Linked DNA regions of Homo sapiens: region 2 is linked to region 1. The links are chromatin contacts, found by Hi-C or POLR2A ChIA-PET in ENCODE. All regions are on one chromosome and are shown on one strand. Each heading gives the region's core, a stretch centred on a gene start or an enhancer-like site at or near the end of the contact. The rest is flanking DNA. Distances are from core to core; before and after follow the strand shown. Region 1 has its middle 24 kb from the start of XIAP. Region 2 overlaps STAG2 (STAG2 cohesin complex component).

Evidence for each region. Hi-C counts contacts between places; a loop is a spot of excess contacts on that map. ChIA-PET counts read pairs that join two places held with the same protein, here RNA polymerase II (POLR2A). Pooled maps may share reads with other maps.
Region 2: a map of mucosa of descending colon shows a loop between it and region 1 (4-fold over the local background). The contact joins two enhancer-like sites. A Hi-C loop is called at or near these places in 2 of 168 maps with a recorded cell type or tissue (mucosa of descending colon and psoas muscle), 7 of 37 single-sample maps with no recorded cell type and 13 of 50 pooled maps. POLR2A ChIA-PET finds 5 or more read pairs at or near these places in 5 of 52 experiments (OCI-LY7, Panc1, WTC11 and 2 more).

What each region holds. Positions count from the first base shown.
Region 1 is chrX:123,834,361-123,838,417 of GRCh38, forward strand. No RefSeq gene overlaps it. Among named protein-coding and RNA genes, the nearest start is that of XIAP, 24 kb to the right of the region's middle. Within about 2 kb of position 1,816, at least 3 of the 41 ENCODE cell types and tissues checked have a DNase peak (open chromatin) inside an H3K27ac peak, as active enhancers do.
Region 2 is chrX:124,062,926-124,066,982 of GRCh38, forward strand. It overlaps STAG2 (STAG2 cohesin complex component), which reads left to right. Exons shown (of 35, transcript NM_001042750.2): 18 at 1-69; 19 at 191-280; 20 at 923-1,126; 21 at 2,951-3,021; 22 at 3,250-3,337; 23 at 3,431-3,511. Among named protein-coding and RNA genes, the nearest start is that of STAG2, 100 kb to the left of the region's middle. Within about 2 kb of position 1,251, at least 2 of the 41 ENCODE cell types and tissues checked have a DNase peak (open chromatin) inside an H3K27ac peak, as active enhancers do.

The DNA.
Region 1 (4,057 bases), core at 566-3,065:
AATCCTTGTAATCCCACTGATTCTCTAGCTGGCTTTCTCTTGGATATATTTCAGAGAGGAGCTTTAGAGTCCCTGGCAAAGAACTCATCATTCATTTTTGGCCCATGTAATTTCTACTTTATATATGAGCTTCCATCTTTTCCAGACTTCCCTGTTCTCCCCATTAGAAACTATATTTCCATTTTTTGAGAGACACTTTTCCCCCACTTACAATAGCCTCTTTCACTTTGCTAGTTCACCAAGCTGCAGGTTTTATTTCCCAAGTGCATAGTATTTTTTATCATTGGCATACATTTTTTTCAGGCTTCCAAAAAGTATTTTTAAAGTAGTCCACAGGCTTCCTGTGGGTTATTGACTTTTTGAATGTTAGTCTTAATTTGTCCTAATGTCTAGTAACATGTGGCATACCCAAACAGGAGTAAGCCTTGTTCGGACACCATCCTGAAGCAGGATTGTTGACTCAGTCTGCTCTCTTTGGGCAGAAACCTGGCTGTAACTGAGTTAGGCCCATCCACCGGTTAAGAGCTCTTTACTTCACACAGAACAGATCTTTGCTCAGGAATTTCTAAAGAAAACCAGAAGGAGGCCAGGCGCCATGGCTCACGCCTGTAATCCCAGCAATTTGGGAGGCCAAGGAGGGTGGATCACTTGAGGTCAGGAGTTTGAGACCAGCCTGGCCAACATGGTGAAACCCCTTCTCTACTAAAAAAATACGAAAATTAGCTGGGTGTGGTGGTGTGCTATGCCTGCAATCCCAGCTACTCAGGAGACTGAGGCAGGAGAATCGCTTGAACCCGGGAGGCGGAGGTTGTGGTGAGCCAAGGTCACGCCACTGCACTCCAGCCTCGGTGACAGAGTGAGACTTTGTCTCAAAAAAAAAAAAATTAAAGCATATTGCAATTCACGTAAAGGCTAAATTTATGAACTAATGAACTACCGCTAATTCCTCCTCACTCTTAGCAAGAAATGGTTAAGGGAAGTGAAGCAATTTCTAGGACAACATAAGGATTCTAGGAATTTACAGCCAGTTACCTGAAAAGTCTGAACTTGGATTTCTTCCAAATAATGACCAATCCAGGTCATTGCCTGATCAATCACAAGAGGCCTGAGCCTACAAGGCCATGTCCCACCTCTCAACTCTCCCATGGGAGGCTGTCATGAGACAATTTCCCATCGGCTCTCAGGCTCTGATGAGGAATGGAGCTTTCTGCCTCACTCCCACATAATATAAAACTGCTTTTAAATATAATACATAAATAAAAATTTATAAAATGCACATTGTATAAATATTAAATATAAATTTATATAAATATATATCCTGCATACTATAAAGCTGCAGAACATAAAACCTCCAAGTGGTAGCTGTGAAGGGACTCCTCCCAAATACAATGTCCCACAACACACATTGCAGTCATCTGGCCCCTTTTTGCTTCATTGTCATGTTTTTTTGTTTGTTTTTGAGACAGATTCTCACTCTGTTGCCCAGATTGGAAATGCAATGGCGCAATCACAGCTTACTGAAGCCTTGAAATCCTGGGCTCAAGCAGTCCTTCTGCCTTAGCCTCCTGAGCAGTTGGAACCACAGGTGCCTGCCACCATGCCTAGCTAATTTTTATTTTATTTTTTGTAGTGACGGTGTCTCACTATGTTGCACAGGTTGTTCTTGAACTCCTGGGCTCAAGTGATCTTGCAGCCTTAGCCTCCCAAAGCACTGGGATTATAGGCATGAGCCACCGTGCCCAGCCAGTGTTGTATTTTTAGTGTTGGGGACAATGATTCACAGGGAGCTCTCACCTAGGTTTAGTCTTCTTTTTGCTGTCTAAGTAATAAAATGTCTAAATCTAGAATGACTCATTGTTTCTTTACCAACCAAATTAGTCAGCTCTTGGCCCTTGCCTTGCCTTTTTTTTCTTTGAGACAGAGTCTCCCTCTGTTGCCAGGCTGGAGTACAGTGGGGTGATCTTGGCTCACTGCAATCTCCGCCTCCCGGGTTCAAGCGATTCTCCTGCCTCAGCCTCCTGAGTAGCTGGGATTGCAGGCATAGTACGCCACCACACCCAGCTAATTTTCATATTTTTTTAGTAGAGACGAGGTTTCACCATGTTGGCCAGGCTGGTCTCGAACTCCTGTCGCTGGGACTATACAGGTGCGTGCAACCACACCCGGCTAATTTTTTTTTTGGTAGAGACGAGGTTTCTCCATGTTGGCCAAGCTGGTCTCGAACTCCTGTAGCTGGGACTATACAGGCACGTGCAATCACACCCGGCTAATTTTTTTTAGTAGAGACAAGGTTTCTCCATGTTGGCCAGGATGGTCTTTTGACCTTGTGATCCACCCGCCTTGGCCTCCCAAAGTGCTGGGATTACAGGCGTGAGCCACCACGCCCGGCCGGCCCTTGCCTTGTCTTATGTGTGAGCTTGACAACCCTTAAACCAGTCCACACAACCAAAATGTGATTGAGTCCAAAGCATGACAGGTGAAGAAGATAGCTGGGGCCAGGCACAGAGGCTCATACCTATAATCCCAGCACTTTGGGAGGGCAAGGCAGGAGGGTCACTTGAGCCTAGGCCTCCAAGACCAGCATGGGTAACATAGTGAGACCCCATTTCTACAAAAAAACAAAAAACCAAGCCCAAAACAAAACAAAAAGACAATACAGTTGGTTCCATTGACAACGTCTGATTACTCCTTCCTACAGGAGGCTGTTGCTGTTTCTGACACTAAATGAGGGTTCACGTTTGTGTTGTATATTCTTTTTTTTTTTTTTTTTTTTTTTGAGATGGAGTTTCTCTGTTGCCCAGGCTGGAGTGCAATGGCACGATCCCGACTCACTGAAATCCACGCCTCCCAGGTTCAAGCGATTCTCCTGTCTCCTGACTCAGCCTCCCAAGTAGCTGGGATTACAGGCGCCCGCCACAACGCCTGGCTAATTTTTGTATTTTTAGTAGAGGCGAGGTTTTGCCATGTTTGCCAGGTTGGTCTCGAACTCCTAGCCTCAAGCAATTTGCCCGCCTCGGCCTCCCAAAGTGCTGGGATTACAGGCATGAGCCACCTCGCCCGGCCTTGTGTTGTATATTCTATGAGTTTGGACAAATGAATAATGGCATGTATCCACCATTACAGTATCATACAAAATAGTCTCACTGCTCTAAAAATCCTCTGTGCTCTGCTTATTCATCCCTGTCTCTCTCCTTCCTAACCATTGATCACCACTGAACTTTTCACTATCTCCATAGTTTTGCCTCTTCCAGAATGTCACATAGTTGGAAACATACCTTATGTAGACTTTTCAGATTGGCTTTTTTCAGTGAGTAATACGCATTTAAAGTTCCTACATATCTAGCCCGGGCTTGGTGGCTCATGCCGGTAATCCCAGTACTTTGGGAGGCCAAGGCGGGCAGATCACCTGAAGCTAGGAGTTTGAGACCAGCCTGACCAACATGGAGATACCCTGTCTCCACTAAAAGTACAAAATTAGCTGGGCATGATGGCGCATGCCTGTCATCCCTGGTACTTGGGAGGCTGAGGCAGGAGAATCACTTGAATCCGAGAGGCGGAAGTTGCAGTGAGCCGAGATCGCGCCATTGCACTCCAGCCTGGGCAACAAGAGTGAAACTCCGACTCAAAAAAAAAAAAAAGTTCCTATATGTCTTTTCATGGTTTCATAACTCATTTCTTTTTTTTCTTTCTTGCTTTTTTTTTTTTTTTTTTTTGAGATGGTGTCTTACTCTATCACCCAGGCTGGAGTGCAATGGGGCGATCTCGGCTCACTGCAACATCTGCCTCCCAGGTTCAAGTGATTCTCCTGCCTCAGCTTCCTGAGTAGCTGGGATTACAAGCACCCACTACCATGCCGGGCTAGTTTTTTTTATTTTTATTTATTTATTTATTTATTTATTTATTTATTTGAGACAGAGTTTCGCTCTTGTTGCCCAGGCTGGAGTGCAAAGGCACAATCTTGGCTCACCGCGACCTCCGCCTCCCAGGTTCAAGCGATTCTCCTGCCTCAGCCTCCTGAGTAGCCGGGATTACAGGCATGTGCCACCCCAGGCCCAGC
Region 2 (4,057 bases), core at 1-2,500, 230 kb after region 1:
ACACAGTTGGATGATAGGACAAAAATCACTGAGCTTTTTGCCGTGGCCCTTCCTCAGTTATTAGCAAAAGTAAGTTTGTGTCAATATCATAGTGTTACTAAGAAATGAGTTTTTTTTCCCTAAATGCCTCACAGAATATTATAATGCTTTCTTATTGTGATATTTTTAACGTGATCTTTATATTTCACAGTACTCTGTAGATGCAGAAAAGGTGACTAACTTGTTGCAGTTGCCTCAGTACTTTGATTTGGAAATATATACCACTGGACGATTAGAAAAGGTAAGATTATTTTGTGTAAAAAAAACCTTTAAGAAAAATTATTCAGTTCATTATATCATAGCGTTTGTTTATATTTCTTAAAATGTTTTTTTGGAACGTATTTTAAGAAAGGAAACCTATAGCTTAGGTCTTCTGTACTTTAGTTTGACTTACAGAATGGCGGTAATGATGCTTCCCTTTGCTTCATGCCCACAACTGTACCTTCATTCTTAGCTATTATATGACTATGTCACTGATCATTTATAGAGACTGGGGGTGGATAACTAGATAATAACAATTAGATGAGATTGGGCTCATTCAGGGTGGTATGGCCATAGACGATAATAACAATTATAAGACAAAATCAACTAATATTTATTGAACACTTTTGCTATGTTCTGTGGATTAATGTAAGCTCTTAGTATATGTTAGCATTCTCACCATAGCCCTATGAGGTAGGTAATATCTCCCTTAAAGTTGAGGAAAAAGTATGGATGGATCAGTGTATTTATTTATCATGATTAGAAAAGCACCTTAAAATGTACGCTCTGTGTTGTAGACTTACTGTATTTGAAAATTTTTTCCATGGTGGTATGGTCATGTAGTCACTTTATACCTATCATATATGCCTTAGTTTTGATGAAAAATATTATTATTTTGCAGCATTTGGATGCCTTATTGCGACAGATCCGGAATATTGTAGAGAAGCACACAGATACAGATGTTTTGGAAGCATGTTCTAAAACTTACCATGCACTCTGTAATGAAGAGTTCACAATCTTCAACAGAGTAGATATTTCAAGAAGTCAACTGATAGATGAATTGGCAGATAAATTTAACCGGCTTCTTGAAGATTTTCTGCAAGAGGTATATATTATAACTATTACAAGTATTTTGTCAGTTGAGCCCCTCTACTGCAGTAAGCTAATTAGTCACCCAAGTGTTAAGTCTTGGTGATAGTCCCTAGCAGTATTTTGAAAAGATGTTCAGGCTTTTCATTCTATGACTCATCAGGCTACTCCTCCACCAAAATAGGAAAGTGGTAAGAATCTGTGACTCAGAGAAGGTGAAAGCAAAACTAACATCTTTTTTGTTTTGAGAAATGATCTGAACAGTTACCTGGTTTTTATTGAACCAGGGCTGTTAAGGAATAGGGTGTTAATGGAACAGAAAAGGAGAGCTAGATTTAGACTAGGTAGCCTAAAAAAAGTAGAGTATTTCTAAGTGTTTTGGCAGTGTAGGTTAGGGAAGGACATTATGTTTTTTTTTTTTTTTTGGAGACGGAGTCTTTCTCTGTTGCCCAGGCTGGAGCGCAGTGGTACGATCTCGGCTCACTGCAGCTTCTGCCTCCCAGGTTCAAGCGATTCTCCGGCCTCAGTCTTCTGAGTAGCTGGGACTATAGGCGTGTGCCACTGTACCAGGCTAATTTTTGTATTTTTAGTAGAGATGGGGTTTCACCACATTGGCCAGGCTGGTCTCGAATTCCTGACCTCAGGTGATCCACTCACCTCGGCCTTGCAAAGTGCTGGGATTACAGGCGTGAGCCACACATCCAGTCTGGGTTTTGATATTATAAAACTTTAATAAGTTATTATTATTATAGCCGCTGCTACTGTTGGAGTTTCCTGTGTTTTCTCTTGTATTTCCAAAGAGGCTTAGTGCATAGTACTTAAATACACTTGTATTTTTGTTGTGATTGTTATTTTTTCCAGAAATATATATTTACATTCAGTTTTTTTGATTAAAATAAAAATTCATAATTGTCAAATTAATGCCATTAGCCTTTTCCACATCACTTTTATCATTAATGCTGTAAGATCATATGGACTTTGTGATTTCTAGTTTTCTTGTTTTATTAATTACTCATTTAACTTTTATTTGGTGTATATTGTTATTCCGGGCTTATTAAGTTTTACTAATTGGAGGTTTGTGCAAATATGTTGATGTACGATGATTACATTCTTAGTTAAAAATTTTAATAGCTCTACTCTTGGCTGAATATAATTTTGATTAGGACAAATTAAAATCAAGCAATGGTTTAATTAAATTTAATTACTTTGTAGAAGAGTTATAGTTTAAAAACAAGTGCTTTTTTGAGAGAACTAGAGTTCAACACAGTAGATTGAGTAATGTGTAAGCAATTTTATGTTTCCTGTAGTAAGACTGGTAAAATTTTTCGAAAGTTAAGTTACCCTAAGTTGAAAAGTATATTAATAGATGTTGATATCCAAATGGGACCAGCATATCTAGTCATTTTTCAGAGGGTTTTTCCCTGTTTATCTGTGATTAGTGTCATATGTCTTCATGATGATATATGTTTAAGGTACTTAGATTTTGTCCTTTAGGTATTGTCCTTCTGATCTTCTTGTCATTTAAGTATTTTATTGTCCTAGTGCATTTATTACTGTGAAAAAATAGATGCCTTTATAATTTTGTGTCAAGTTTACTTAGAAGAAAAAGAAGAATGTCATTTTCGTTTTTTCTCTCAGTTGTGATGTTTCTATGATAAACTTGTGTTGACTTACTTCCCCAGCCATATTGCCTTAAATTTGGCCAGATCTAGGTATTGAATGACAAAGTTCATTTGTGGGTTTTGTTATGTTATTTTTCATTTTTCAAGGTAATAGTGACATTTTGATAGCCTAGGAGTTTTCACTTTGATGGTTCTTAATGTATAATTAATATTTATAGGGTGAAGAACCTGATGAAGATGATGCATATCAGGTATTGTCAACATTGAAGAGGATCACTGCTTTTCATAAGTAAGTTGAATTTTGAAGTTCCTGTTTTCTTAAATCTGTAGAAATAAACTTGCATGTTTTGTGGGTTATGTTAATTTCTAAGCTAATTTGTTGTTGTCGTTGTGGGGGCATTTTAAAGTTTACTGCATTTACTGCATTCTGTTAACAGTCAAGTCCAAAACAATTGTCATTAGGCTTAGCTTTTTAATAAAACTTAATTTTTTTTTTTTTTTTTTTTTTTTTTTACAGTGCCCATGACCTTTCAAAGTGGGATTTATTTGCTTGTAATTACAAACTCTTGAAAACTGGAATCGAAAATGGAGACATGCCTGAGCAGGTTTTTATTTATTTGCTAGTTACACATTTATCTTTGAAAAGTGAAGTCTTGTGACTTTTAAATTTTAACTGTATCCTTTGATTCTTTTTACAGATTGTTATTCACGCACTGCAGTGTACTCACTATGTAATCCTTTGGCAACTTGCTAAGATAACTGAAAGCAGCTCTACAAAGGTTTGTGGTGGTTCAGTAGTGTTTTTATTAGACTAAATATCATTAACTGTTTTCAGCAAACTCACACATTTAATGAGATCAGTTATTTCAGTGAAATGTTGCTTGTTTCTAATGTACTGTTATTTGTAGTTTGATGTATATTCAGTGGAGAGGATATCGATATGGTTTGTTTCAAGGTATGATTTTTAATTAAAAATTGTTGTTCACATTTGAAGGTGGCATAATCTGTGGTTTTCTGTATTCTCAAAGTTGGTGAGCAAGAGCCTTTGAAACAGATATAAGTATTAGATTACATAAATTGAAGATAATAAACCAACTCCCCCTAGATCTTCTTATGCTCTGGTATTGTTTTGGGATAACCTTATTCATATTCAAGATCTCTCTAGTGATGTTCCAAATTCATGATCAATCATTTTCTGATTGAATATATAATGTGCCAGCGCCAGCTATTAGTACATATAGAGCTTTTAAAGCTTTACCCATAATGATAATCCTTAATGTGTTTAGTAATTGAACTAAACAGGACTGCCTTTTCCATTTGTAAAC